Regions from separate parts of the Homo sapiens genome. Here region 2 is linked to region 1. A link is a loop called in an ENCODE intact Hi-C map of the cell type or tissue named here. Cell type or tissue: heart right ventricle. All regions are shown on one strand. Each heading gives the region's core, and the rest is flanking DNA. Links, peaks and the distances in the headings are about the cores only.

Region 1 (15,485 bases), core at 5,078-9,077:
ACGTCAAGGGGAAAAATACCAAAAGATATCCTAATACCTAATGTTTTATCCAACTTACTTTAAGAATGATTATTTTTTGTTATAAGTAAATGTAGACTTCTGTGCCTTTTCAGAAATGAATCATAGAATAAAATACTTCAAGATCGAAGCTTTGGGATACTGGCTATTCTATCTGATGTCACAAAATAATGAACACTTTTGAGATGCAGAAACATACAACAGATTTATTATTTTTGAAAGAAGGTTTATTATTTGTAAACCCTTTGTAATCAGGTCAGCAGCAAAAATACAAAACTATTAGAAAGTAAAATTTCTTTCTTCAGTAATGAAAGACTTGGAACTGCAGTGTAAGTTCAGTCTCTAGAGTGCTCTCAGCACTCTAACTAAAAGATTATATGGCTTGCAAAATTGTTTTATGTTTCTCTCTCCAAATTTGTTTGGCTCCAAATCAGAAGATACGTATGAAACTCTTTTTCTAAACGTACTGTGAAACATTTGTTAATAATATTATTGCTTGTATTATAATATACTCATTTTGATAATAAAATATAGTATGCACAGTTTGTGGAATGAGTATTTTCTATATTTAAAGGAGACTAACATTGTCACATTTATGAGTAAAAAGTATCAATACTGGGAATGTTTTGCAATCTAGCAATCCACTTTAATGACTGCAGTGATCCATTTGATCAGTAAGACAGGTGAAATAATTCAGTTGACTGCCTCAGAGTCTGGGAATTTGAGTTGTTTAAAAATAGACTTTATGCTCTGGTATGGCTTATATTTACAAATGTGTTCAACTACATTATTATTATCATTATTATTATATTAACTATATACCCCAGGAGAGTAAATCATATATCAAGTCACTCTAAAAGTCTCCAGTGTGTTAAAATGACAGATTTCTAAATAATACTCCTAGAAAATCCTTCATATTAAACTCACTTGAAAAATATGAAGTATCTCTAGCACTGTCCTAGAAAAGACACAAAGACAACAAAATTATAACTTATTTCTTTAAGGAATTTATAACATTTTGGCTGGTATCTGGTTTGAATCTCTGATTCTTTTTAAAAGTTTCCTTGTCATTTTTTAAATTTCCCTTTTTCTGGAGTCTGTTTACGTGTTTATATATCCATAATGTGCTTTTCATAAAATATCTTTATTGAGGCATTGTGCTTTGTACTAATTACTCTCAAATGTTCATTCATGTCTTCTCTAAAATAATTTAGAAAAACTATGTATCCCCTCATATATTTAAAATTTGACACTTAAAATATTTTGTTACACATTAAATACCTGTGAAAGATGGAATTTTTCTGATGTAACATGCTTTTAAACCAATCTAAAAGCACAAAAATACCATAGTAGTTTGATATCAACATCATCCCCTTAAAAAATATGTGAGGAAGTGCCTTGTTAACAGATAGAAGTTAACACCACTCATTTTTCTCCTTGAACTGGAATCTACAATTTATTTTCCCCACAGATTAACATACAAACATGATCTATTTTTATGTTTGTGGGTCTTTTTTTGATTATATATCTATCTTATTTTTTTGCAGCATAAAATTTATATAAACCAAAATTTTATTTTATGTTTGTATTTCCAGTGACTATGAGTCTTTGTTAATTTTCTTTCCTATGGATCTTGTTAACATTACAATTAGTGTTTCTCCACAATGGCATATAGCGTAAAATTTTATTGGAGTGTTATCACTTAATGACATGAATGGGGCTTTTTGTACATTAATTGCATACATCCATGTATGAATGTTGCTTATTGCATTAATTCTATTCCAGTGTGCTTGTTGTTGATCTAAACACTGTGAAACCTTTGCCTATGTTTGCATAGATAGATAGATAGATAGATAGATAGATAGATAGATAGATAGATAGATAGATATAGTGTGTGTGTATATATATATGAATGAGTACTATAACAATGAGATCTTTATAGCAATCACTGAACAATTTGAACTTCTCCCAAATTACATGCCAAAATCACATTGTGACTTCTTATTCTGTTATTTTTGATAATTTTTCAACTAACAACTACCTGAGATTTTCCTTCAATTATGCTCTAAATGAAAATGTTAGAAACCACCTGACTTGCAGAAGTATTTGTTACTCATTCAAGTTATTTACTTTCTTGTTTTCTAGGAGGTTCACAATAAAAAGCTGTACCAAAATTTATCAGCAATTTTAAAATAAACTTGAAAATTGCTTTCACCGAGAGGCACTTTTTGTAACAATATATAAAGACAAGATTAGGTTGCCTTTTCTTTTGGTGATTATTTCCTTTGCTGTGCAGAAGCTTTTTAGTCTGGTGCAGTTTCATTTATTTATTTTTGATTTTGAAGCCAAGCTTTTGGTGTGAAACCTAAAAAGATCATAAACAAGACCAAAATCAAGGAGCTTTTCACCTATGCTCTCTCCTAGGAATTAACTTCTGGGTCTTACATGTAGGTATTTTATCCATTTTGTGTTAATTTTTCTGTATGGTGTGAGATAAGGGTCCAATTTCATTATTTTCAATGTGAAAATCATTCCCCCAGCACCATTTATGGAAGAGACTATACCTTTTTAACATAATTTCTAATCAGGAAGTGCAGTGCCTCCAACTTTGTTTTTCTTTCTCAGTATTGCTTTGGTTATTCAATATTTGTTATGGTTTCATAGAAATTTTAAGATTTTTTTCTATCTCTGTGAAGAATGCCATTAGAATTTTGATGGGGATTGTGTTAAATCTGCATATTGCTTTGGGTAGTATGAACCTTTCAACAATCCCATTTATATGTGAAATATATGTGTGAAATAATACATATATAAGCTCAAATACACAGAGATAGAGAATGAAACAGTGGTTCCCACAGGTGGGAGGGGGAGAGGAAATGGGGAGATGTAGGCCAAAGAATGCAAAATAGCAGACATGTGAGATGAACAAGTCTAGAGACCTAACCTACAGCATGAGAACTAAAGTTAATACAATTGTATTGTATTAGGGATTTTTGTTAAATAAGTACATTTTAGCTACTATGTTACTTTGTCACAAAAAGTAACTGTGAGCCGATAGATATGTTAATCTACTTCACTATGGTAACCAACCTACTATCTACATGTATCTATATGTGTCTCAAAATATGTCATAAACCTCTAATATACACAATAACATGTATTTTTAAAAAAATTCTATTAATGTCATCACTCCTCTACACTCCAAAGCAAGAATTTGTGATAGAACAAAAACCCAATAAAACCCAACAATTTTTTACTGAAAAATAAAGACAAGATTAGGAAAATTGAAATATCACTTAGATCTTCACTAAAGCAATTTTTGTTGAAATGATTTATCTTTAAATGATTTATATTTTTATTCAATTTATAGGAAATACTAATCATTTAATCTGATTAGCAGAGTCACTCTTCATTTTCAAACCAGTCCATCAAAATGCTTTATCTGAAACAGTCTGACTTCATTTTTCAGTTTAAGTAAACATGTTCAAATGCATTTTAAGAAACGTTATAAATATACTGAAAAATAAATTCTGGTATATAATTTCAATAGCTAGTTTACTAGAAGCAGCCCTTTTAAAATCTTTTATCTTTTATATATTTAATCTGAATTTTCAGTTAGAATTTAAAAGAAATCTATATGTTGCTTCTCATTGAGTTACAATATGCAGTGTAATTTGTATCTACAATTATAATGTTATAAAATGAGGAATATGACAAAAGAAAAGATTTTCATTTGGTAAATGTGCATGCATGTATGTGTATGTTGAACTCCAGTTATTGGCATTACCATCTAAATAAATAAAAATAAATTATTAATTTCATAGACAGGAATATACTGCTAAAACTGATCATTCAGGTAGCTGACTTAAATTTTGCTTTGGCATAATAAAAGATAGGGAATGCTAAACATTTTATAAGAAAATATAAGATAAAGATTGACTACAATTGGAATATTTAATATATATTATAATTGAATAGCTATTGAATAATGAAATTGAACAATACTATCTAAACCTAGAAGATATTTTGTATGTTTTTTATCTGTGGGTTTCAGCCACTGTAACTAAAAAAAGTTGATATTCCTGAAAAACATTCAGTTACACTTAATATGTCACTCACCTGCACTGATTTGGGTATTTGAAGATATTTTCTATTTAAAGATAAATCCTAAGTATGACTATTGAGAAAACACTTTGCTTCTCTCTCTCTCGACTGTCCCTCAAGAGCAATACATTCTTTTACAGAATTAATGGAAAATTCCCAACATTTTTTCAACCCACTCTACACAATATATTTGATTTGTGAACAACCTAACCTTTCTAATGCCATAGTTCATCCTTAAAAGAAAGACTAAGACCAAGACAAACAAACAACATGACCGACATAAAATGTTAAGGTGGATTTATGGTAACTTGATTAACTGTTTCTTTGTTTGGAGCCCTGGAATGTTTTAAACTGCAGGGTAATATTTCGTAGTATGATGCTTGAGGGATGAGCTGTCTTTTCTAAAGTAAAAAGTGGGATTGGTGGAGAGAGGTAAGTAAGGGAACCTAGTTGATACTATGAAGAGTGTGTATAGATTTGAGGATCTGAAAATTCCACCGTTTTCTTTTTTGCTTGTTGAGTGAATACATAAGGTTCAAAAAACCCATTAACCTTTTTCTTTTGCAGCTGTCGTGAGCGCCATCCCGGTGCCAACGCTAGAAAGTGCCCAGTACCCAGGAATCCTCCCGTCTCCCACCTGTGGATATCCCCACCCGCAGTTCACTCTCCGGCCTGTGCCATTCCCAACACTCTCAGTGGACCGAGGTTTCGGAGCAGGAAGAAGTCAGTGTAATGCATTTTCCTCTCTTTTTAATAAGCACAAATGAATAATAGCAAAGGTGTCTTGTAAAATATGTTGCATTCTGACCTTATCCCTTAGAAAAGTTGATTTCCCTATGACTGTGGTACTAGAATGTTCCTTTCCAACACAGTGCTTTGGATCCTAGCTCATGTGCATTTGTACTGATTCCCTAGGCACCTTTCCACAGCACACTCCACTGACAATACAAGGGGAAGTGGTGGGGAAACAAATGTCAAGTGGTTCCATCAAACAATGATGTGATGGGTACTTGAAATTAATATGTCCTATTAAATAGGAAATTAATAATCAAGTGATATCTTCCAACATATTTGGTATCTGTTGGTTATGTCTCACTGATTGCTGATGAACCAATAACTTGGGTGAATGCTTTAGATTTCTTTAATCAGGTAAGTGATACTTTTTCAGCTTTAAAAATTAATTATCAGAAAAAAAGGATTTCCAGGGTATTATTTCATTTCTTTGAAGGAAGGTAGGAATGAAAAGAGACTCTCAAGCTATTATATACACCCTGGTGATTTCTGCTGTGCCATTTGACTCTTTTTTTTTTTTTTTTTTTGAGCACAGTGTTTTAAAATCTATTTTATGGTTTTCATCTCTTAGAACAGGTGACTCAGCAGCTCATGTGAGATAGGATGTTTTGTAATAGATATGATAGTAACAACAATAAAATATATTTTTGAGGTAAGGTATATTTTTCTAACCAAACAGGGACAGCTCTAAGAAATCATAAATCGTCTAGATACAGCAAGGTTAGAATTAAAAGGCATCAAAGATCTGCCAAGGGAGAATTAGATTTATTTTCTCTTTTCTCACTGCACATAATATCTACAGAATAGAGTTGTGTGCAAAAACTCGAGGAAAAATAGTTGCCCAAACTGCATTGAAGGGAATTAAATAGGAAAGATGTAGAAAGTCTAATAACCAAAATTTTCAAATCCCAAGACAACTGGAAATGGAATTCCAATCAAAGAATTGAGAGCCCACAAGTGCCTTCTTCACTTCTAAAATGAAGCTCTCTGCAACAAAAAAAAAGACAAGTTTTAATGTTAGTTTAGTATTCGGTCTATTGGTTTGTTGTCTCCTACACTCTTTTGATTTCTTGTATATTCTCTGACTTTAAAGGGAAACATGAAAAGAATGTGTAGACTTTCAGAGGCTGAGGTGGGCAGATCACTTGAGGTCAGGATTTGGAGACAAGCCTGGCCAATATGGTGAAACCCTGTCTCTTCTAAATTAGTTGGGTGTGGTGGCGCATGCCTATAGTCCCAGCTATTTGGGAGGCTGAGGCATGAGAATCTTTTAAGCCTGAGAGGTGGAGATTGCATTGAGCTGAGAGTGTGACACTGCAATCCAGCCTGGGTGATGGAGCTAGACTCTATTTATTTCAAATTAAAAAAAAAGAATGTGTAGAATGACCTTTATCGGGTTTCTCCATCATGACTGGTACAAGCCAAAATTCAGGACTTTTAAAATTAGTAATTCACTATTTTTATTCGTGTTGTGTTACTCATTTCTTGTCCCTTTTTTTAAAGGCATAGTTTTCTTTTGAAAATTTATTCATTGAGATCCAACATCAATTTACTCTTTCCGTTTTCCTCTTTCCTCTTAAATTGGTGCAGCATGTGAAACTCTCTCTTATTGAATCATGGGGAAAATGATTCCAAAAGTTAAAGCTCAACGAAAATGAATAAAGGGAATTGACTAGTATAAAATTTGTTTTTATCTGTGGTTAAAAGTCTCATGTGTGACTTGTGATTTTGAGAGTGAGTAGGTTGTGTGTATGTGGGATAGGAGGCTTGTGAGAAATCTCTGTACCTTCTGCTCAATTTTCTTGTGAACCTCAAATGCCTCTAAAAATAAAATCTATTAGAAATTAATTGATTGGGCCAGGCGAGGTGGCTCATGCCTGTATTCCCAGCATTTTGGGAGGCTGAGGCAGGCAGATCACGAGGTCAAGACATCGAGACCATCCTGGCCAACATGGTGAAACCGCATCTCTACTAAAAATACAAAAAAAATTGCTGGGCATGGTGGCATGCGCCTATAGTCCCAGCTACTCAGGAGGCTGAGGCAGAAAAAAAAAAAAGAAATTAATTGATTAAAATATTTATTCTCTAGAAGATGTTTTTATTTTTTAAAGTAAGGATTATTAAATAAAAGTAGTTATACGACAAAATGCTTAGTGATTTTTTAACTTTATCTAAAATGAAAAGGCATTGGATGTTCTACTCCTGCCCAAGATTTTACAGATTTTTAAAATAAATACATCTTCAGTCATTCATCAAGAACTTTTTGAGCAAAGCTATGCACAATGCAAAGCAACTAAGATCTAATATGTGTTCCAAGTGACTGTTTAAAATAAATAACACTCACCCTCCTTTCTAGGAAACTAAATATTCTCTAAATCACTGTCAGAAACAATTAACTAACTTCCCATTTCCCGTCATTCCCTATTGGTTTCTAAATGCCTTAGAGAACACTAAACAAACATTCCTGTTCTCTCTCAAGCAGAAAACATTTCATGAATCTGGGTGGATATATCTTATTAGTCGCCTTGGGAAACAGAGAAAGGCACACGTATTAAAAGAAAAAGTTGACTTTGCCAAGGTGGAAACTCTTTTTCCTCCAAAGTTATCTGAAAGACCTTTGAGTTTTATAAGAAATGAAATGAATCACTAAAGTCCTATTCCAAAGGTCTGCTGCCTTCTGAAGGCACAAATAAAGCTGAATTTCTCTCCAACCATAAGGAAAGAAAAGATATGGTACATACATTTGCATTACATGTATTCGCTGACCTATCAGTAAATAATATTTATATTTATATAGTTGTGATGGACAAATATTTCTTCTTCTTAATAAGTAACTGCAGTACTGCTCTTAGCCTCAATAAGCAAATGAGTTATCCCTAGGGAACAGTTTAGCTGCATTGTATTTGAAAACTTCAACCAATAGATAGTCTTGGGGCCTCATTTCTACAAATCAGTACAAAATTGGTGCCCCCACTTTCTTGTCTTTGAAACAAGTAGGTGGTAGAGGAGCAGTTTAAGTGATTTCCACTCTTCCTTTTAGTTCTGACATTGTCTTAACTAGTGGGAAGGCTGGTCAGCTTTATTCATGCTATTTTTCTGCCTCTGTTCTCCCTCAAATGGGAAATCAACTAATAAATGAAACTTGACCTAGATAAAATGAGGAGTGCAATGGAGTTCATAGAGTAATCTCTAGGGTATTTTAAAAAAATACAGGCTGTAAGAAACTGGGGTTATGTAAAAATATTGTGTTACGTCGTTCTTCTGAGGTTAATGAGTGAATTGGGTTTCTAGAAGTGTTCATGACTCAGTCTTTGCTTAGAGTTATTGGCTTGCTATATTTCTATCAATCACATATTGTAGTTTTTATATAGAAGAAAATTCCTCATTTCCATTTTTATAATATTTTCCCAGTTATTCTGTAGCAATTATTTATATGTATTGACATTAATTATTATAAAGTACCTTGAGATTTGACTCTGCTGTGTAATGGTATGCTATTTGTATAATGAATTCTGACTATTTCATCATGTAACAACAAGTGCCTTGCTAGCATGTATTTGATTCTCACTCGATACTCTGAATTGCAGAGCAGGGGCACGTCATGGACAAAAGCAGGTTTCTTTGCTTTCAGAGATCTTGGCAGAGCTAAATGTCATGCCACTAAGCCAATTTGTTTTGTTTCACATAGGTGTCCTAAAGCCAGTGCCTGAACTGGACAAAAGTGCTCATCTGAAATGAGAGTATTTCACTGGCGGACCAGTTGCTATTGTATTTGTTAAAGGGTTTTTGCTGCCTTAAGTGTCAGGCAGTTCCAAAAAGCATTTATTTTGCTCCACTTAAAATATAAGAATTATGAATTATAGATGGAAATCCTATACCTGTTCATTGTATTCATTTTGAACACAACAGAAATTGTCCCTTAGGGATTGGTGATATATTCCGTCTTGAGGAAGGGCCCTCTCACTCCTGTCTAGTACATTAGGCACTTTCCTATTCTCCCTATGTGGTACTAAGGATGGATTTTGCTAAAGAGGGGACCTACCTATGTAAAGCCATTTTTACTTCTGTCAAAGTCAAGAGCCATATCATGATGTTTGTTTGCAGCCAGGATCACAGGAGCCAGCTGAAAACTTGGGGATAGAAGACTGGGCATGCAGACAATTTTTGTTTTTGGAGATGCTGATGAGGAGCAATGGCGTTAAAGAGTAGGATTAGGAAAAAAGAAAATTCAGTGGCGTAATCAGAATTCATGTGAAATATGAAAGTTTTCAAAATAAGAGACCAAATTTCAAAAGACTAACAAATGCATGTACATTCTATTAAACTTACAATCACAATAATGTAGATTTCTTTATTATACTTTAATTTCTGGGGTACATGTGCAGAATGTACAGGTTTGTTACATAGATATACACGTGCCATGGTGGTTTGCTGCACCCACCAACCCATCATCTACATTAGGTATTTTTCCTAATGCTATCCCTCCCCTACCCTCCAATCCCCGAGAGGCCTTGGTGTACATGTGTCCTCATTGTTCATCTCCCACTTATGAGTGAGAACATGTGGTGTTTGGTTTTCTGTTCTTGTGTTAGTTTGCTGAGAATGATGGTTTCCTCCCTACAAAGGATATAAACTCATCCTTTTTTATGGCTGCATTGTATTCCATGGTGTATATGTGCCACATTTTCTTTATCCAGTCCATCGTTGATGGGCATTTGGATTGCTTCCAAGTCTTTGCTATTGTGAAGAGTGCCACAATAAATATACACATGCATGTTTCTTTATAGTAGAATGATTTATAATCCTTTGGGCATGATTCTGGGCCAAATGGTATTTCTAGTTCTAGATTCTTGAGGAATTGCCACACTGTCTTCCACAATGGTTGAGCTAATTTACACTCCAACCAACAGTGTAAAAGCCTTCCTATGTCTCCACATCCTCTCCAGCATCTGTTGTTTCCTGACTTTTTAATGATAGCTATTCTAACTGGCCTGAGATGGTATCTCATTGCGGTTTTGATTTGCATTTCTCTAATGACCAGTGATGATGAGCATTTTTTCATATGTTTGTTGGCTGCATAAATGTCTTCTTTTGAGAAGTGTCTGTTCATATCCTTTGCCCACTTTTTGATGGGATTTTTTTTTATTGTAAATTTGTTTAAGTGCTTTGTAGCTTCTAAATAAATATTAGTCTTTTGTCAGATGGATAGATTGCAAAAATTTTCTCCCATTCTGTAGGTTGCCTGTTCACTCTGATGATAGCTTTTTTGTTGTGCAGAAGATCTTTAATTAGATCCCTTTTGTCAGTTTTGGCTTTTGTTGTCATTGCTTTTGGTGTTTTAGTCATGAAGTCTTTTCCCGTGCTTATGTCCTGAATGGTATTGCCTAGGTTTTCTTCTAGGGTTTTTATGGTTTTAGGTCTTATGTTTAAGTCTTTAATCCATCTTGAGTTAATTTTTGTATAAGGTGTAAAGAAGGGATCCAGTTTCAGCCTTCTGCATATGGCTAGCCAGTTTTCCCAACACCATTTATTAAATAGGGAATCCTTTCCCCATTGCCTGTTTTTGTCAGGTTTGTCAAAGATCAGATGGTTGTAGATGTGTGGTATTATTTCTGAGGCATCCGTTCTGTTCTGTTGGTCTGTATATCTGTTTTGGTACCAGTACCATGCTGTTTTGGTTACTGTAGCCTTGTAGAATATTTTGAAGTCAGGTAGCATGATGCCTCCAGCTTTGTTCTTTTTTGCTTAGGATTCTCTTGGCTATGATTCTCTTGGCTATATGAGCTCTTTTCTCGTTCCATATGAAATTTAAAGTAGTTTTTTCCAATTCTGTGAAGAAAGTCAATGGTAGCCTGATGGGGTAGCGTTGAATCTATAAATTATTTTGGGCAATGTGGTCATTTTCATGGTATTGATTCTTCCTATCTATGAGCATGGAATATTTTTCCATTTGTTTGTGTCCTCTCTTATTTCCTTGAGCAGTGGTTTGTAGTTCTCTTTGAAGATGTCCTTCACATTCCTTGTAAGTTGTATTCCTAGGTATTATTTTGTTCTCTTTGTAGCAATTGTGAATGGGAGTTCACTCATGATTTGGCTCTCTGTTTGTCTGTTATTGATGTATAGGAATGCTTGTGATTTTTGCACACTGATTTTGTATCCTGAGCCTTTGCTGAAGTTGCTTATCAGCTTAAGGAGATTTAGGGCTGAGATGATGGGGTTTTCTAAATATACAATCATGTCTTCTGCAAACAGAGACAATTTGACTTCCTCTCTTCCTAATTGAATACTCTTTATTTCTTCCTCCTGCCTGATTGCCCTGGCCAGAACTTCCAACACTATGTTGAATAGGAGTAGTGAGAGAGAGGGCATCCTTGTCTTGTGCCAGTTTTCAAAGGGAATGCTTCCAGTTTTTGCCCATTCAGTATGATATTGGCTGTGGGTTTGTTGTAAATAGCTCTTATTATTTTGAGATACGTTCCATGTATGTGTCCAGGAATTTATCCATTTCTCTAGACTTTCTAGTTTATTTGCACAGAGGTGTTTATAGTATTCTCTGATGGTAGTTTGATTTTTGTGGGATCAGTGGTGATATCCCCTTTATCATTGTTGATTGTGCCTATTTGATTCTTCTCTCTTTTCTTCTTTAGTAGTCTGGCTAGCAGTCTATTTTGTTGATCTTTTCAAAAAACCAGCTCCTTGATTCATTGATTTTTTGAAGGGTTTTTCCTGTCTCTATCTCCTTCAGTTCTGCTCTGATCTTAGTTATTTCTTGTCTTCTGCTAGCTTTTTCCTGTCTCTATCTCCTTCAGTTCTGCTCTGATCTTAGTTATTTCTTGTCTTCTGCTAGCTTTTGAATTTGTTTGCTCTTGCTTCTCTAGTTCTTTTAATTGTGATGTTATGGTGTTGATTTCAGATCTTTTCTGCTTTCTGTTGTGTGCATTTAGTACTATAACTTTCCCTGTACACACTGCTTTAAATGTGTCCCAGAGATTCTGGTATGTTGTGTCTTTGTTCTCATTGGTTTCAAAGAACATCTTTATTTCTGCCTTAATTTTGTTATTTACCCAGTAGTCATTCAGGAGCAGGTTGTTCAGTTTCCATGTAGTTGTGTGGTTTTGAGTGAGTTTCATAATCTTGAGTTCTAATTTGATTGCACTGTGGTCTGAGAGACTGTTTATTATTTCCGTTCCTTTCCATTTGCTGAAGAGTGTTTTACCTCCAATTATATGGTCAATTTTAGAATAACTGTGATGTAGTGCTACAAAGAATGTATATTCTGTTGATGTGGGCTGGAGGGTTGTGTGGGTGTCTGTTTGGTCCAGAGCTGAGTTCAAGTAATGGATATCCTTGTTAATTTTCTATCTCATTGATCTAATGTTGACAGTGGGCTGTTAAAGTCACCCACTATTATTGTGTGGGAGTCTAAATCTCTTTGTAGGTCTATAAGAACTTGCTTTATGAATCTGGGTGCTCCTGCATTGGGTGCATATACATTTAGGATACTTAGCTCTTCTTGTTGCATTGATCCCTTTAACCATTATGTAATGGCCTTCTTTGTCTCTTTTGATCTTTGTTGGCTTAAAGTCTGTTTTATCAGAGACTAGGATTGCAACCTCTGCTTTTTCTTGCTTTCCATTTGCTTGGTAAATCTTCCTCTATCCCTTCATTTTGAGCCTATGTGTGCCTGCACGTGAGATGGGTCTCCTGAATACAGCACACTGATGGGTCTTGATTCTTTATCCAATTTGCCACTCTAATTGGAGAATTTAGCCTGTTTGCACTTAAGGTTAATATTGTTATGTGTGTATTTAATCCTGTCATTATGATGCTAGCTGGTTATTTTGCCTGTTAATTAATGCAGTTTCTTCATCATGTCAATGGTCTTTACAATTTGGTATGTTTTTGCAGTGGCTAGTACCGGTTGTTCCTTTCCATGTTTAGTGCCTCCTTCAGGAGCTCTTGTAAGGCAGGCCTGGTGGTGACAAAAATCTCTCAGCATTTGTTTGTCTGTAAAGGATTTTATTTCTCTTTCACTTACAAAGCTTAGTTTGGCTGGATATGAAATTCTGGGTTGAAAATTCTTTAAGAGGCCAGGCGTGGTGACTCATGCCTGTAATCCCAGCACTTTGGGAGGCCAAGGCTGGTGGAGCACCTGAGGTCAGGAGTTCAAGACCAGCCTGACCAAGATGGTGAAACCCCATTTCTACTAAAAATACAAAAACTAGCTGAGCATGGTGGTGGGCACCTGTAATCCCAGCTACTCAGGAGGCTGAGGCAGAGAATTGCTTGAACCTGGGAGGCAGAGGTTGCAGTGAGCCAAGATCGCACACTGCATTCCAGCCTGGGTAACAGAGCAAGACTCCATCTCAAAAAAAAAAAAAAAAAGAAAGAAAGAAAATTCTTTAAGAATGTTGAATATTGGCCCCCACTCTTTCTGGCTTATAGAGTTTCTGCCGAGAGATCCGCTGATAGTCTGATGGGCTTCCCTTTGTGGGTAACCCGACCTTTCTCTCTGGCTGCCCTTAACATTTTTTCCTTCATTTCAACCTTGGTGAATCTGACAATTTGACGATTATGTGCCTTGGGGTAGCTGTTCTCGAGGAGTATCTTTATGGTGTTCTCTGTATTTCCTGAATTTGAATGTTGGCCTGTCTTGAGAAGTTCTCCTGGATAATATCCTGAAGAGTGTCTTCCAACTTGGTTCCATTCTCCCCGTCACTTTCAGGTACACCAATCAGACGTAGATTTGGTCTTTTCATATAGTCCCATATGTTTTGGAGGCTTTGTTCATTTCTTTTCACTCTTTTTGCTCTAATCCTCTCACTTTATTTCATTAAGTTGATTTCAATCTCTGATATCCTTTCTTCCCAAGCTGGCTCTCTAGATTCCTCGTCTCTGGGCAGGGCATCTCTGAAAAAAAAGCAGCAGCCCCAGTCAGGGACTTATAGGTAAAAACCCCATCTCCCTGGGACAGAGCACCTGGGGGAAGGGGCAGCTATGGGCACAGCTTCAGCAGACCTAAACGTCCCTGCCTGACAGTTCTGAAGAGAGAAGTGGATTTCTCAGCACAGTGTTTGAGCTCTGATAAGGGACATACTGCCTCCTCAAGTGGGTCTCCATCCAGCCCATGTATCCTGACTGGGAGACACCTCCCAGTTGGAGCTGACAGACACCTCATATAGGCAAGCTCTGGCTGGCGGGTGCCTCTCTGGGACGAAGCTTCCAGAGGAAGGTACAGGCAGCAAACTTTGCTGTCCTGCAGCCTCCACTGGTGATACCCAGGCAAACATGGTCTGGAGTGGACATCCAACAAACTCCAGCAGACCTGCCACAGAGGGGCCTGACTGTTTGTTAGAAGGAAAACTAACAAACAGAAAGGAATAGTATCAACATCAACAAAAAGGATGTCCACGAAGAGACTCCATCCGAAGGTCACCAACATCAAAGAAAGACCAAAGGTAGATAAATCCACGAAGATTAGGAGAAACCACTGCAAAATGTCTGAAAATTCCAAAAACCAGAATGCCTCTTCTCCAAAGGATCACAACTCCTCACCAGCATGGGAACAAAACTGGACAGAGAATGAGTCTGATGAATTGACAGAAGTAGGCTTCAGAAGGTGGGTAATAAGAAACTCCTCCAAGCTAAAGGAGCATGTTCTAACCCAATGCAAGGAAGCTCTAACCCAATGCACGGAAGTTAAGAACCTTGAGAAAAGGTTAGATGAATTGCTATCTAGAATAACCAGTTTAGAGAAGAACATAAATTACCTGATGGAGCTGAAAAACACAGCACAAGAACCTCGTGAAGCATACACAAGTATCAATAGCTGAATTGATCAAGTGGTTGAAAGTATAATGTAGATTTTATTTCAAAAATGCAGAAAAAGTAGAAAAGGAAAAATTGAAAGAAGGGAGTAAAAAAGGAAATAAAACATCATAAACATATTGTCCCTTTAATGGCTAAACCAGTGTTTAAAATGTAATGTGCATTAATTGCAATCCATATTCAATAGAGAGAATTATTTAAGGCAGATTTTTGAGGAAAATTGTGAAATTTCTTTCCCTGGATGAATATTTTTAATGTGGCATTTATAGACCCTTTAATGAAAAGCTAGCCCATTGGAGATAAAGGAGGAACCTAGAGAAATAGCCACAGGAACATCATTTGTGAGACGCACAATTCACAGAGGAACACAGAAGCCAAAGCATTTTCACTTCCCCAGAATTTCTTCTGTGAAATTACAAACTCTTTCTGATGAATAATTTTCTCCAATCCAACGATTATCTTGAGAATCCTTTGTGAAAGAGCCTGCCTTTTCCTCCTAAGCAATGCCTGCAATCTAACATTTCACAAGCATCCTCTGAGACCTGTGGTTGGAAGGAATTGCTATCAAGGAGGCCCACATTAAGGTAAACTTTCTTATGGGAACAAAGAGTGAGGAGAGGACTTGATGTCATCTCTTTCAGGCCAGTGCCACAAAGATGCCCAAAGTTGGGTCTTGGCTAAAAATTGACCATCGGTCATAGTCTCCTTTAGATTAAATGAGTCAAAAGTCAAACCTGAGTAAT
Region 2 (15,485 bases), core at 4,400-8,399, 63 kb after region 1:
GATGAAAATACCCCAAAACCAAAAATAATCCAAAATTGGAAACACTTCTGGTCTCAAGTATTTCAGATAAGGGATAGTCAACCTGTATTATAAGTACTTTTACCCAGAAAATAGCCATTCACATATCCTTTATGATCTAAAAATATGAGCATGAGGAGAAGACTGTACCTGTAGGGGATTCTAACAGCAATTCTACATCTGATGAGGGTTCAAGGTCCACGCTAAGACTTCTGTGAACTTCCAAAGGGGCAGAGTAGGAAATGTCATCTTAGGTCTTGTTTCTGGGCATCCAGATTCTGTTGGGTATCTTCTTGGTGCAACCATTTCCTCATTAAAACAACAACAACAAAATAGAAGTGAAAATAGCAGACTTTACTGAAGATGCAGTTGAAGACAGGAAGACAAGAGAGGGCCTACGAGGGTTTTCCATCAATTATAGCAATGCAAACATTCCTTTTTTTTTTTTTTTTTGAGATGGAGTCTCGCTATTCACAATGCTGGAGTGCAGTGGCACGATCTTGGCTCACTGCAACCTCCGTCTCCCAGGTTCAAGTGATTCTCCTGTCTCAGCCTCCCAAGTAGGTGGGACTACAGGTGCGTGCCACCATGCCCAGCTAATTTTTGTATTTTTAGTAGAGACAGGGTTTCACCATGTTGGCCAGAATAGTCTCAATCTCTTGATCTCGTGATCTGCCTGCCTTGGCCTCCCAAAAACATTCCTATTATAAAATATCCTTGAGTCAGTTTTTCAGAAGGAAAATTCCACAGACCCTGAAACCATGTAACTCCTGCCCTTACAAAATCTCTCAGACTCCCCTCTTTTTCCCTTCCTTTCATGGTGTCTCTGTTATGTTCTATTCCTTATAGAATATTTCAAAAATTAAAATTCCTCTCGTTCTTTCCCTCAGGGAAGCATGACTACCTGTTTTGTTGTTCAGCCTATTACTAACACTCAGAGCATTAGGCTCTCACCTCCTAACCCAAGAAGCTAATTAAGTTTCTTTCTCCCCAAAGAATTTCTTCTATGGAAGGAATTCTGTGGCCAGCTGGTATAATATAGTGCTTGTTCCGTGGTAATAGTAAATGAAAACTTTATCCTGGCATTCTCCTGTCACATTTATCTATCTAAACGAGAGAGAAGACCTCTAGACCAGACTTTACAGCAAGTAAAGGTATTGCTTCTTCCTCTGGATTCTCTTGGGTCAAATTGGAATGCTCCTTAGACCCAAAGTTACAAAAGGTGATTATTTTCAGACTAAATTTGTGGCCTTCCTAAATGTGCTTTGTACACTAAAGGCATTTTCAACATGACTTTGCACATGAAGGTCAAACTGAAAGAATGAAAGAATGAATTTGTTGAATTCAATTTGTTGTTGCATCATCTTTAAGAAATAATGTACCATATATGGTCTAAGGTCAAGTATTTGATAAAAATAATATAATTAACATATTTAACAATGTTGGGTGTAGCCCACTGTTCAGTTCTAGTTTATTTTCAATAGAAACTCTGACTGTAGTGTCTTCGATTTGAACTGTTTCCCCAGTGTTTCAGAGAAGTTTGACTTACTCTGATAAACAAATAATAAACACTAATAAAATTGAATATCAATATGTGCAACATTCTGTGTCAATTGCAAGTTGAACATCCCTAATCTGAAAATCCAAAATTGGAAATGCTCCAAAACCTGAACATTTCTTAATGCTGACGTAATGCTCAAAGGAAATGCAAGTCTGAGCTTTTAGAATTTTGGATTTTTGGATTAGGAATGTTCAGCTCATAGGTATAATAAAAATATTTCAATATCCAAAAAAAATCTGAAATCTGAAACATTTCTGGTCCCAAGTATTTCAGATAAGGGAGACTCAGCACATATCTCACCTACTACAGAAAACACTCCTATGTGTAAAATACTATCACTGCAAGTTTATTGGTGAAGAAACAGAAACTAGGGTACTTGTGTACCTTGCCATTAATCACCCAATTCAACCAATTCATATGCAAACAGCTGGGCCTTGAAACCACTTCTGTCAGCTCTAAAATATGTACTTTTTATCACTAAATGGAGTAACATTCAACTGCTAGTCCCTAGGAATTCCCTGAGAAAGTGTTTCTAATCTATCATGATTATAGAAACCACCTGGAACTCTTGTTAAACTATGAAACCCTAGGCCCCTATCAGAGACACTAGTTCAGTTGGTCTGGGGTGGGGTCTGAGAATCTGTAATATTTACAAGATCTCCAGTTGATCTCTATTCTCATCTCATGTATCAATAAGAACTCTGCTGTACTCAGTAGAAAATTAACTCAAACTTCTAACTTAAATTTCAGAAAGAAACTATATATTGGCTTGGGTACCTGAACAATGTAGGGATAGACTAACTTCAGACACATCTCCACTATCACCTTCCACCTGGGGGCTCCCATGAGAAAACTGCTTCCTGGATAATGCAAATAGTAGTTCCAGAATTGACTCTCCTTGGCCCTGGTTGGCTAGACATGGATCATGGGTTCTTCCCTGACCCCATCACTGTAAACAAGTGATTGCAATTTTCTTTCTTCTTAGTTTTATTCACCTACTCCTCCTCTGAAGCCCAGGGATGGTGTCAATTGCCTTGGAGCCCATGGGATGAGAATAGAGAAGGAAAAGACACTATGGATTCACTACCAGAAGGAAGGAAAGGTACATGCTAGGTAGCAAAATAACGGAAGTTTACTAGACCTCTCTAGGGTAAGATTTAAAGTTTAGAAGACTACACTATGTTAGTTACCTTAATACACCATCAGAGAATAGGGCTAAAAATGTTTCCTGATCATGGCAAAGATATTTTGATTGCTAAAGTACTTCCCTCCAAACCTATACATTCGGGCTGATTATTCTAAAAAGCCATTGGTATTATTCCCATCAGACTTATGTTTCAAGTCAATACATTTTATTATATTCTTGGATACTTACTCTTATCCAAGCAGGGGGAGGGGAAGTAAACTACAGAGTCTTCTCATTTTGCCTGATTTTCCATTGTTTAAAAATTTTTTTTTAAAAAAACAATCTTACATTTTGTGTGAGGCTTACTAGATTCATGTTAAAGTATAAAGTGAGCTTTTTGGAAATTCACATCTTAGAGGAAATTCCCACATTTTTGGAAATTCACATCTTGCTTCAGTTTCAAGAAGGAAATGTTTACTAAATTAAGATGAAATAGCTGCACTGCCTATTTGCAACTCTCAGTTAAAAATGGGTATACTTTATCACTGAATATTTCCTAAAATAAAACTTTATAACCATCTGGATTCAGTGCTTTCTTGCTGATATTTCTTGTAGATAAATGGCTTCTTAATGACTCTTTTGATCCCAAAGGATGTATTAAACTCTAAAATTATGTGTTTAAGTAACAACCCAAAAAGAGCCAATTTGATCTGCAAGCTTCTTTACCTATCACTGCATTTCAAAATGTTAAGAATATCAGAGAATTTTTCTCAGAAGTTCTTTGCCCTGAGAAAAATTACAGCCAATAGCATTGTCTCTTATTATTAATATGATTAGATATAATGATATGCACCGTTAGTCTCCTTTGTTGTTCTATTCTTTTTGAAACAACTGATCACCCCATCTGTCCTTTCTCTTCAACTCTGTGTTGCATCTACAGAGGCACATTGGACACTGAGGGAATATTAATATTCACTTATTGAGGACAGCAAATTATCAATTAACGTTTTTCTTCAAGTCTTGCAATAAAATCAGATCTAGAATAAAAACAAAGTGTTCTGGAAACAATCTCCAGATTTTTCATAGAGGAGAACATCTTACATTAATCCTTTTTACAAATATATTTTTATATAAATATGTAATTAAATACAGATAAGTGTTATTTAAAGTATAGTAACTAAGACTATGCTACAAATGCGAATGTGAATGTATGTATCTATGAATATGCAGAATGCCCCAGTTATACTATTTTCTTCTCTAGCTTATACTTTAATGCTAACACTGATGAGGGAGTGAATTAGGGAGATTATTTCAGATAATTATTTCGAACACAGATGAACCTCAGAGTTTAAGATACTAAAAAACAGAGCCCCTGAACACCAGATTCTTCTACTTTTGAATCTATGAAAGTGTTCATGGTGCAGAAGACTCATTCCATACTTTTGAAATCTCTTTCATCTTGGCTTTTTCTGTCATGGACAAATACTGCACCTTAGTCCAGAATTATGCTAAGAATTTTTAAATCTAAAATATGAAGGTAAAAAAAAATAAAAAAGATCCTTAAATGTGAGACTTAAAGAGCAATAAAATGAAATAAAATGGAAGTGAGCTTGGGCTTTTCTAGACCAACCTTCCAGAATACCCAGAGAGATTTGAGCTGAAATCTAAGGCCTCCAACAGTGTAAGGGGATCTCTTTTAGTTTTCAGGAATTAAAACAAAGCTTGGACAGTGATGGGAAATTTATTGGTTCACACGATCAGTCTTCAACAACATTAGAAAGCTCATATGCAAACCAGGGACACTGGTACAAAAAAGACTCCCCAGATTTACTGTTCTGACAAGATTGGAATATGCCTGCAGCCAGTGTGTATAGAACTCTGACAGACGGAATACTATGCAGCCATAAAAAGGAATGAATTAACAGCATTTGCAGTGACCTGGATGAGATTGGAGACTATTATTCTAAGTGATGTACCTCAGGAACGGAAAACCAAACATCGTATGTTCTCACTGATATGTGGGAGCTAACCTATGAGTATGAAAAGGCATAAGAATGATACAATGGACTTTGGGGACTTGGGAGGAAGAGTGAGAGGGAGGCAAGGGATAAAAGACTACGAATATGGTGCAGTGTATACCGCTCGGGCGATGGGTGCACCAAAATCTCACAAATCGCCACTAAAGAACTTACTCAAGTAACCAAATACCACCTGTACCCCAATAACTTATGGAAAAATAAATTAAAAAACACAAAAACAAAACAAAAAAAGTGACAATAAAAGTAATGCAAATAGAAAAACAACACAGCATACATCTGTTTACACAGCATTTACATCGTATTATGTGTTGTAGGTAATCTGGAGATATTTTAAAGCATATGGGAGGATGTGCCTAGGTTATATGCAAATACTGCACCATTTTACATAGAGGACTTGAGCATTCATAATTTTGGTATTTGCAGCGGTCCTGGAACCAATTCCATGTGGATACCTAGGACAACTGTTCTCATCATTTCAACCCCATGAGCAGTTTCACTTGTTAGTATCTCTTTGAGAATTCAGTGAGAAAGTATTTATTGATTATTCACTATTTGCTTGATCACCTGAGACAGACACTGCCTTTAAGCTTCCGTTTACTGAGTTTGGGCCCAGACTTACAGAGTCAAACCGGGCTTTGCAGAGAGTATTATATGTAAGCTGAGACCTGTAAGATGAGTTCCATGTTAAACACAGCATTTCTTACACACAGGATAGGAAAGGAACACTGACCCATGTTAGTATTTACCAATTTGGTAAATTTTCAAGGCTGTTTTTGGATGTGGCTTAATGGGAAAGCCATGGTAACACATATGAGATAGCATTGTTTATATACTCTTAATCTTTTAAATTTGTTTTTCTAAAAGGTGGGTACTTGAGTAATGTCTGTTCATTCTTTTATCAAGTATTTGCTAAGCTTCTAACATGAGCCTCATCAATATGACATTTAGGAATAAAGCTTGGTTTATCTCACTAGGGTGTCCTACCTCAGAAGGCTGTTTGGTTGAAGATGGAAATATTGTGAACATTGCTGACAATTCATTTATTCACTTCAATATCTCTTTGTGAGGTAACATATCAGTCAGTAGGGATACTATTGTGATCTTAGAAATAACCATAATAAAAGCAATAGGTATGCCAGAAGCACTAAATTTGAATCCCAGATGGTTCATTCTCTACCTTGAACAATTCACTTAACCCAACTCCTCTCTCCATAAAATGTGGCCAATAAGCCCTGCTAACTTCATAGGTTTATTGCAAGAATAAATTAAAAATATATAAAGCAATTTCTAAGCTGTAAAATGCTATGCACATTGTTGGTATGTTTAAGTTTTTCTTCCCATTCTTCTGTGTGGCGATTACAGACAGAAAATCTGTCTTGTATCTCCTATTTAAGCAAAAGGAAGCAATTAAAGCTGCTTCCATCCTCCTTCTTGTAGCAGCTGACCGATTCTGATGGGCCAGCTTTATTGCCTCCCTCTTATCCCATCACACAAGTAACCTGCCTTGTGGGATTTGAACCGCTGTGTTCTGGCCTTGTGCCTTCTGTTAAGTGGATGTACGCCAAATTACTCGAGCAAAACTTCTCTATGGGGTCACTCCCACACAGAGAGCCAGTGCCAGGAAGTGGGGCGAGAAACCAGAGGACTCTATTAAATTTCCCATTAACTTTGTTCATATGCCCCTACTTGACCTTTCCTTGGCTGTGTCTCCCTGCTGTCCCCTCATCCGAGCAAAAGGCTGCTAAGCTTCTAAATGACTTGGAGTGCCTTTGCACTGAGGGTTGAGAGGTGCAAAGGACTCTGCTGGGTACTAGACAGAATGGTCTTTCACAAGCAGTAATAAGTCACGTTTGAACCCAAGAAACAATTGTGCTTTCAGAAATTCTGTGGCTATTACTAAACATGATTTTTGTTAGTAACGAAATTCAAGTTATTGCTCTTAATTGGGCAGTGTGATTAGCAATTCAATAGTCCAAATATGTAGGTGCTAAACAATAAGTACACATGGAGATAAAGATGGAAATAATACATACCTGGGACTCCAAATGGGGCAAGGGTGGGAGGCGTGTGAGAGTTGGAAAGTTACCTACTGGGTGCAATGTTCAATATTTGGGTGATGGGTATACTACAAGTGCAATCCCCAACATTTCACAATACACCCAGGTAACAAACATGCACATGTACCCCTTGAATGTAAAGTAAAATTCTCCAAATATTATTTCCTGTGAGCATTGACAATTATTCCTTAATTTTAAAAAAAAAGCCTTTATCATCAAATTGGCACATGCAGGTGGTGGTGTCTAGAATTCTGGATATTTCTTGAAAATATGTATTGACTTTTTCAAAAGTATTAATGGATATCAAGAAGGTATGATATATCTTTATTCTCACTTATTTTAAATCAGCTTTGATGAGATGAATTGCTCTACTAGTTTAAACAGTGTTCCCCAAAATTCATGTCTACCCAGAATTTCAGACTATACCGTTATTTAGAAATAAGGTCTTTGCAGTTATAATCAAATTAAAATGAGATGGCCCCTAATCTAATGGCTGGTGTCTCTACAAGAATACAGAAATTTAAATTTGGACAAAGAGATACAGAGAGGAAAAGGCGATGTGAAGACAGAGGCATACCAGTTACACTGGCACAAGCCAAGAATCCCCCAGGAACACCAGAAGCTAGGAAGAGGCAAGGAAGGCTTCTTCCCTAGAGCCTGCAGAGGGAGCATGGCCCTGCTGACACTTTGATTTCATACTCTTTGCCTAGAGAACTGTAAGAGAATAAATTTATGTTGTTTTAAGCCACCCAGATTGTGGTACTTTGTTATGGTAGCCCCCGGAAACTAATATAATTGCATAAAATAAAATGCAGCAGTTATAAGTGCAATGAATTTTGACAAATATCTGCACCATATAACCATAACACTCAAGATATAAAATATTAGAGCCTAAAGAGCTCCCCTTTGTCCCTTCCCAGTCTATATCCCCTCTCCGCCTCTGCCAACACACACATACCCAGCTCCAGACAACTCTTGGCTGTGTTCTGTCATTAGGTCTACTGTAGAATTTCACATAAGTGGAATCACACAGTTTGTGCTTATTTGTGTCTAGCTTCTTTCATTCAAAATGATTTGAGATGCATCCTTGTTGATGTGTATGTCAGTAGTCTGTTCCTTTTTTATTGCTGAATAATACTACGATATATTATCAAAATATGTCATTAAAAATGCACATTATTGAGGTTGGCCACAGTGGCTCACACCTGTAATCCCAGCACTTTGGGAGGCTGAGATGGGTAGATCACTTGAGGTCAGGAGTTTGAGACCAGGCTGGCCAACATGGCAAAAATCTGCCTCTACTAAAAATACAAAAATTAGCTGGGTGTGGTGGTGCGTGCCTGTAGTCCTAGCTACTTGGGAGGCTGAGGCAGGAGAATTGCTTGAACCCGGAAGACGGAGGTTGCAGTGAGCTGTGATCATGCCACTGCACTCCAGCCTGAGCAACAGAGCGAGACTCCATCTCAAAACAAACACACAATTATTTTTGTTGTTATCCTTTCACCTGTTGATGGACATTTAAACTCTTCCAGTCTGGGCTTTTATGAATAAAGCTGCTATAAAAATTTGAACACAAATTTTTAAATGGACATATGTTTTCATTTCTCATGGGAAATAAGTAGGAACACAGAATCATGCAGGTGACATGATAAACATATGTTTAACCTTAGAAGAAATGACTAAACTGTTTCTCAATGATTGCACCATTTTGTGCTCCCACTAGCAGTGTATGAGAGTTCCAGTTGATCAACATCCTAATAATTGATATCATCAGTCTCCTTCATTTTAGCCATTCTATGGGGAATGTAATGGTATTCCATTGTTTTAATTTTCATTCCTTAGTCGTTAAATCTTTTATGTGACATTTGTATATCTTCTTTTGTGAGATTCCTGTTCAATCTTTGACTCATTTACTTAACTGGGTGGTTTGTCATTTTTTTATTAAGCTGTGAGAGTTCTTTATAAATTCTGGATACAAGCACTTTTTCAGATACAGTGAAATAATTGTTCCCAATCTGTGGCTTGAATTTTCATTTATTATTTGTGTATTTTAAGGATGAAAGTTTTTTATTTTGATAAGTTTAATTTATCAATGATTTTCATTATTGTTTATGAATTTTGTGCCCTAAAAAAATTTCTACTCCAATGCCACAACTATTTTTGACTATGTTTTCTTCTAGAAGTTTTATAGTGTTTGCATCTATGTTTAGTTCTATGCTCCATTTAAGGTTAATTTTTATGTGTGATGTTAGTTATGGCCATGGTTCACTTTTTTCCCATATGAATAGCCAATTCTTACAGCACCATTTGTTAAAAAGATATACTCTCCTTCCTAAATCACCTGTGTAACTTTATTAAAAATAAGTCTACCATGTATGTGTGAGTTGATTTCAATTTCTGGATTCTATTCTGTTTCAGAGCAGATATTAAAATATCTTTTTAAAAAAATAATTGGTCTTAACAATGTAAATGTAAAAATGATCCTACTTTATTTCTATGCTAATCAATTCTACAGATATTTAAGAACCAGCTTATTTCAAGGCATTGAATCAGACTCTGTGAATAATGCAAAATTGATTAATATGATATCACAAGTCTCAAGAACTATACAATTTTAGGACAAGGTCAAAAATCCATGCTCTAGATGCTTACATTTGGATTGTGGAGAGGTAGAAATGTGTTCATGATGCTCTGGAATTTTATTCAAATTTTGGTATTATGTGAGCCTTTGTGATTTTTCATAGAGGAATTGAAGGACCTGTCCCTAAAAGAACAACTGCTTCCTAAAAATAAGAAGAAAATGTTACTGTCACCTCTCTCAACATGCATAGTGGCAGAATTAGTATTACAATTACAAATGGCAGAAAACCAGTTGGTTGATGTGATTTCTGAAAGAAAACATTGGCACACTGACTAAAATTCTTTTTTGCTGTTTTATAGAATTTAATCAAAATAGTTTGCACTTATAGACAGGTAATCAGATTTAATTTTTTAAAGAAACTGTATAGCTAAGTTTGTACACACTCATGTACACACTCATCTGTCTTCTTTGTGGCTCATGACAGGTATTGTCTCTGAGCTAATCTTCCCTTGACATATTTCTGAAACATAAAACGGAACCAGCCTAAATTTTCCTGTCAAAAACAAATCCACAATGTGGATATTTAATAGATGTTGAGAGAAAATTAGCAGTGACAAGTTTAATGCTATTTACTTAGGAAATTAAGTTGAGATACTCAGTGAAAGTGGCAGTTAGCAGAAAGCACAGAAGCCATAGGGCAAGATAGCAATTTCTCTTCCATTGCATGGTAGTGTAGCTCAAAGCATAATATTATTATAGACTTCATGTCCGCAGAACACATATGAGTACAATGAACACTCAGGTACTTCTGGAAGTATCTGTACACACTCACTGGTTTGGAAGGAAAAAGCAAGTTTAATTCATCAGAAAAAAAGTCATGTGGCTCTTGCAGCCTCAATCCTTTCCTGATGTTAAAAATCATCTGGTTAAAAATGTTTCTCTCCATGTCCTTCAGATGAGGCACTGTTTCAGACCCCTGTCAACTTGTATTAAGCAGTGCCATCCAGCTTTGTGTTTTCCTACCTGTTAAGCTGGGCTATGCCCCCTACCCTATTGTGTGTAAATGATTTTCATCTGTTCACAATACATAGAATTTATATAATTTGAGTGTCTCTGGCCATGGAGAAGGCCCTAGGCCATGCCTTTCAAATTGACATATCCTTCCTTGACTATAGCTAGATTCTCAGAGATTATAAGGAAGAGAATGTGTCTTCTGAGAATCAATGTTACCTAATTTATGGGGATGTTTTCTCATTACTCTTTTCTAATAACATTCTCTTTCTGCCTCTGCCCTTCTCTCTACCATGTGATGTAATGTGATATGAACACTCCTATTTTGGAGTGGCAAGAGGACAGGATTTGGAAACAGATTTACAAAAAATTGGGCTGAAATAAGAGAGTTCTTATGTACTAAGTCTTTTGAAAATATTAATGCAGACTTTTGAGATGGGATGGGCGTGAGCTGTCTGTCACACTATAAACCTCTCATGTGGTTTGTGGTTCTTGGTTTCATGAGGGTAAATACAATAACCCAAAATAATAACCATGAATTGGAGTATGATGTCTTTATGTAGTCCCATGGCTCCAGGGGCCATTACAACCATAAATCCTGATACTACTGAGCAAAATTCATCAAAATATCTGTCCAATGGTCATTTCTGAATGCAGTCCGACACTTTATTTCTGTCTAGATATCTAAGATTTTGTGAGAAAAAAAAACAACCCACCACATATGATCTAAGCATATTCTATATATAGAAAAACTTCACTGCTGAGGACCACTTGGAGAGAACAATCATGATTAGTATGGAACCAAAGCCGTTATATGATATGCTTAAAGAGTGCAGGTTAATGACTTTTCAGTAAATATAGAAACTTGAAGAAGGCTAACAAATCATTATCAAGCAAAATTCTTTGATCAGCTTTAATGAATAGATAATAAGTAGATCTCTTTCAAAGAAGCACAGCAATTTTTTATGTTAATGGCACTTCTAAAGTGCTTTAAATCAGCCAGTCCTACAACATGGGCTAAACATTTGCCCTACGATCCTAATTGTATAATTAATTTGCTTAGACATCATGATTTTAAATACATGTAAATATAAAAGTAAGTTTTATATTATTTAAATTAAATCCTCCATACCCCCAAGAATTCTAAATCTCAAACCATAGTAAGAATTAAAGAGGTTCATGGTGACTGACTGTTTTTGATATTTCCCTATAAGTTGTATGGAGTCCGTTTCTAAAGGAGAGAGTTTCTGGAGGCAGTTATCTACCTGAAAAAGTTGACTTAAGATTTCATCTTTTGAAAATCACCATTCCCTTGGTATCTACAGTTGTGTATATTGTCAAATAATAAATTAACGATAGATGAAATGGTAGAGAAGAATTTATGTTTGGAAACAGAGAGATACAAGCTGAACTAGCAGCTCAAATGTGAAGAAGCTGTGCGATCTTAAGCCAGGTATTTAACTTAGTTAACTCTTACTTTCCTTATCTATAAAATGAAAAATAAAACTATACAAGAATGTTTGTAAAGGATAAGAAGAGATTAATTGTAAAGTTCCTAGCAGGATTAGTGGCAAATAATAGGCACTCAGTAATGGTAACTAATACTTTTTTGAGATTGTTAGTTTCATTGTTGTAATATGGAATGAAAAAAATGAGAAAAAACAAAAACAAAGAAAAAAGGAATTTGATGCCACTTCCAGACATGCAGAGGCACTGGACATTTACAACACGTAATACAAATATTTGTTCTAAACTAGGAAATAAATGACATGGATTGTACAGGTTGTCAAACCATTAACACAAATGAATATAAAAATCTGACATTTTAAGCCATTAGAAAAATACACATAAAAGAAATAGATGATAAACTACTACAGAGTTACCAGACCTGAACAATATTCAATATGTCAGTCCGTCAGATTTTAGAAGACAACAACAAGCATAGCTTGTTGTCATCTTTATCTGCTGATCCAAATAACACACACAAAATCGCATCCATTGGCTATGTGAATGTCTGAAATGGAAAGAACCATTACCACCAGGGAGAAATGCCATCATTTCTAAATAAAGTATAATAACCCATTTTGACCAATAGAATACTAACCCATGATAAATTTATTAGAAAACCACCATTTTAAATTCAGATGAAAGCATTAACACATGCTATTTATTATGAGTTAGTTTACTCTCCCGTCATCTATGTGTTTAAATATGATATAATAGAAAATACTTTCATTAATCCCGGTTGACATCCTCCAATAAAATTTCTAAGGTCTGTGAAACACAGAAAGAGAAGTAGTAGTTCAGAACTCATGCTCAGGTTTGCCACTGAATCATCATTTAGAGACAATGTCAATGAAATAAAACATTTGTGCAGGATAACAGTCACCTGTTGTTAGAGTAATGCTAAGATGAAAAAGAGAGGTTTTTTTTTTTCCAACTCAAAGCAAAACGGAAATGTTTATTCTCAAATTGGAGATTATGCTTCTTTGAGAATGTTCTCTCCATCACCCATGCTTCATCTTTTTCATAAATCCCATGATTTGCAAAACAAAAAGGGTGTCTCTTTCAACTTGATCTCTTGGAATTGGCATGCATTTGATTCATGAAGGAATTAACCAGTCACTAATGTTAAAGAAAAATCTGGGGCACAATAAACATTTAGTGTGTATTTGAGTAAACAACAATTAATTAATTGGAGAATTATGAAGAATGAACCAAACTTAAAGAGGTTTATTTTTTCGATGACAAAACTGTGTGGTACTGCTGTTGGATACACAGACCAATGGAACAGAATAGAGAGACCTGAAAAAAAGTTTACACACCTACAATCATCTGATCTTCAACAAAGTTGATAAAATAAGCAATGAGGAAAAGATTCCTTACTCAATAAATGATGCTGGCAATTGACTCAAGATTCATTAAAGACTTAAATGTAAGATCTCAAACTATAAAAATCCTATAAGAAAACCTAGGAAATACCCATCTTGATATTGGCCTTCACTAAGTCCTTGAAAGCAATTGTGATAAACACAAAAATTGACAAGTGGAACCCATTTAAACTAAAGAGTTTCCGCACAACAAAAGAAACTATCAACAGAGTAAATAGACAACCTACAGAATGGGAGAAAATATTTATAAACTATGCATCCAATGAAGGTTTAGTACTTAGAATCTATAAGGAACTTAACAAATTAACCAGCAAAAAAACCAAACAACTCTATTAAAAAATGAGCAAAGGGCATGAACAGACACTTCTCAAAAGACATACAAGTGGCCAAGAAACATATGAAAAAATGCCAACACCACTAATCATCAGAGAAATGCAAATGAAAACTACAATGAGATACCATCTCACCAATCAGAATAGCTTTGTTAAGAAGTCAAAAAATAACATGTTGGCAAGCCTGCAGAGAAAAAGAAACACTTATACACTGTTAGTGGTAATGTAAATTAGTTCAGCCTCTGTGGAGAGACATTTGGAGATTTCTCAAGAAACTGAAGAGTTGAACTACCATTTGACCCAGGAATCCCATTGCTGGGTAAATACCCAAAGGAAAATTAATTGTTCTACCAAAAGACATATGCAACTGTATGTTCATCATTGGGCTATTCACAGTAACAAAAACATGGAATCAACCCAGGTGTGCCCATCAACAGTGATATGGATAAAGAAAATGTGGTACATATAAATCATGGAATAGTATGCAGCCATAAAAAAGAAAGAAATCATGCCCTTTGCAGCAACATGGATGAAGCTGAAGGCCATTATCCTAGGTGAACTAACATGGGAGAAGAAAACCAAAGACTGCATGTTCTCACTCATAAGTGAGAGCTAAACATTTGGTAGATGTGGATATAAACATGGGAACAATAGATACTGGGGACTACTAGAGGGGGAAAAGAGGGCGGGAGGCAAGGGCTGAAAAAGTACTTATTGGATACTATGCTCATTACTTGAGTAATGGTTTCATTTGTACTCTAAACCTTAGCATCACACAATATACCTTCGTAAAAAACCTGCAAATGTACCCCTGATTCTAAAATAATGGCTTTAAAAAAAAGAAAAATACAGAAACAAAACAAGGAATTATTTGATTGCTTTGCCTAGTTTTAGGTACCTTGTTGAAAAGCCCCAGATCACATCATTGTATGTTGGTTGACTGCTTATGATTGGCTGGGACTAAGTTTTATTTCTGTCTAACACAAGCATTACCAGAAATGACCCAAGTTAAGTTTCACAAATGTTTGCAACTTACGCGAGTTTGAGGTCACTTATGAGGGCTAACTGGTTTTGTCTGCTCAGGGATTCTTCAGGCCTGGTCTCCATTTTAATTTACTTCAACACTAAGAAACATGAGATTACACCTGAGGTTCACTTTGTGTGTTAGTGCACTATCTAGACATCTGTGATTTTCTTTTTTGATCTACTAACCAGGCTAAACTACAGTTTTCAATCATTCAACCAAGCATTAATCTAGGTGTTGCTATGAAGGTAGTTTGTAGGTGTAATTAAAGTCTATAAACAGTTGAACTTTAAGTAAGGGTAGGGCTGATAACGGCAGTTCAAAGGTTTTAAATCAGAGGTGAGACTTCCCTGAAGGGAAGAAAATTCTGCCTGGGGACAGCAGCTCCAGTCCCTGCCTGAGAATTCCAGCTCGCTCTTCCTGATGTTCTGACCTACAGATTTCCAACTTGCCTGGCCAGCCCCTACAATAATATAAGCCAATTACTTGTAACAAATCTCTTAATATATATCTTCTATTGATTCTGTTCCTCTGGCTGAACCCTGAATGATACAACATCCTTTTTGAAAATCCACATTTAAATATCCAACTTAAGGTTGGTCCAGTTCTTCAACACCATTGCACTACATAAGGCCTGCACTTTATAAAACAACCATTTAGCATGTATTGAAAAAAATCTTAGATATGATTGATTAGCTGCAATATGTTAAATAGCTGTTTATGAAATATCATATTTCCAAGTTTTGCATACTAATATGTTCCTCTAAATATGGGAAAATATGGCCTCATGAAGATTAATGAAGCCTCTTTTTGTTACCAAAGATAAGGCCAGCTAATGCTTCTGG

Evidence for each region. Peaks named below come from ENCODE experiments on the same cell type or tissue, not always from the same donor. Only the 100,000 strongest peaks of a DNase experiment are listed, where the experiment ranks them.
Region 2: a loop joins it to region 1, with 12 times the contacts of the local background. A loop is called at or near these places in 2 of 110 quality-filtered maps.

The regions. Positions count from the first base shown.
Region 1 is chr18:53,482,108-53,497,592 of GRCh38, forward strand. DCC (DCC netrin 1 receptor) reads left to right here. Exons shown (of 29, transcript NM_005215.4): 26 at 4,690-4,851. The region is part of intron 3 of LOC124904304; the gene reads right to left. Among named protein-coding and RNA genes, the nearest start is that of LINC01919, 79 kb to the right of the region's middle. In heart right ventricle, for the core only: no CTCF peak of the experiment used is centred there; no DNase peak of the experiment used is centred there.
Region 2 is chr18:53,545,775-53,561,259 of GRCh38, forward strand. All of the region lies in intron 2 of LOC124904304, which reads right to left. Among named protein-coding and RNA genes, the nearest start is that of LINC01919, 15 kb to the right of the region's middle. In heart right ventricle, for the core only: no CTCF peak of the experiment used is centred there; a DNase peak (open chromatin) is centred at 6,334.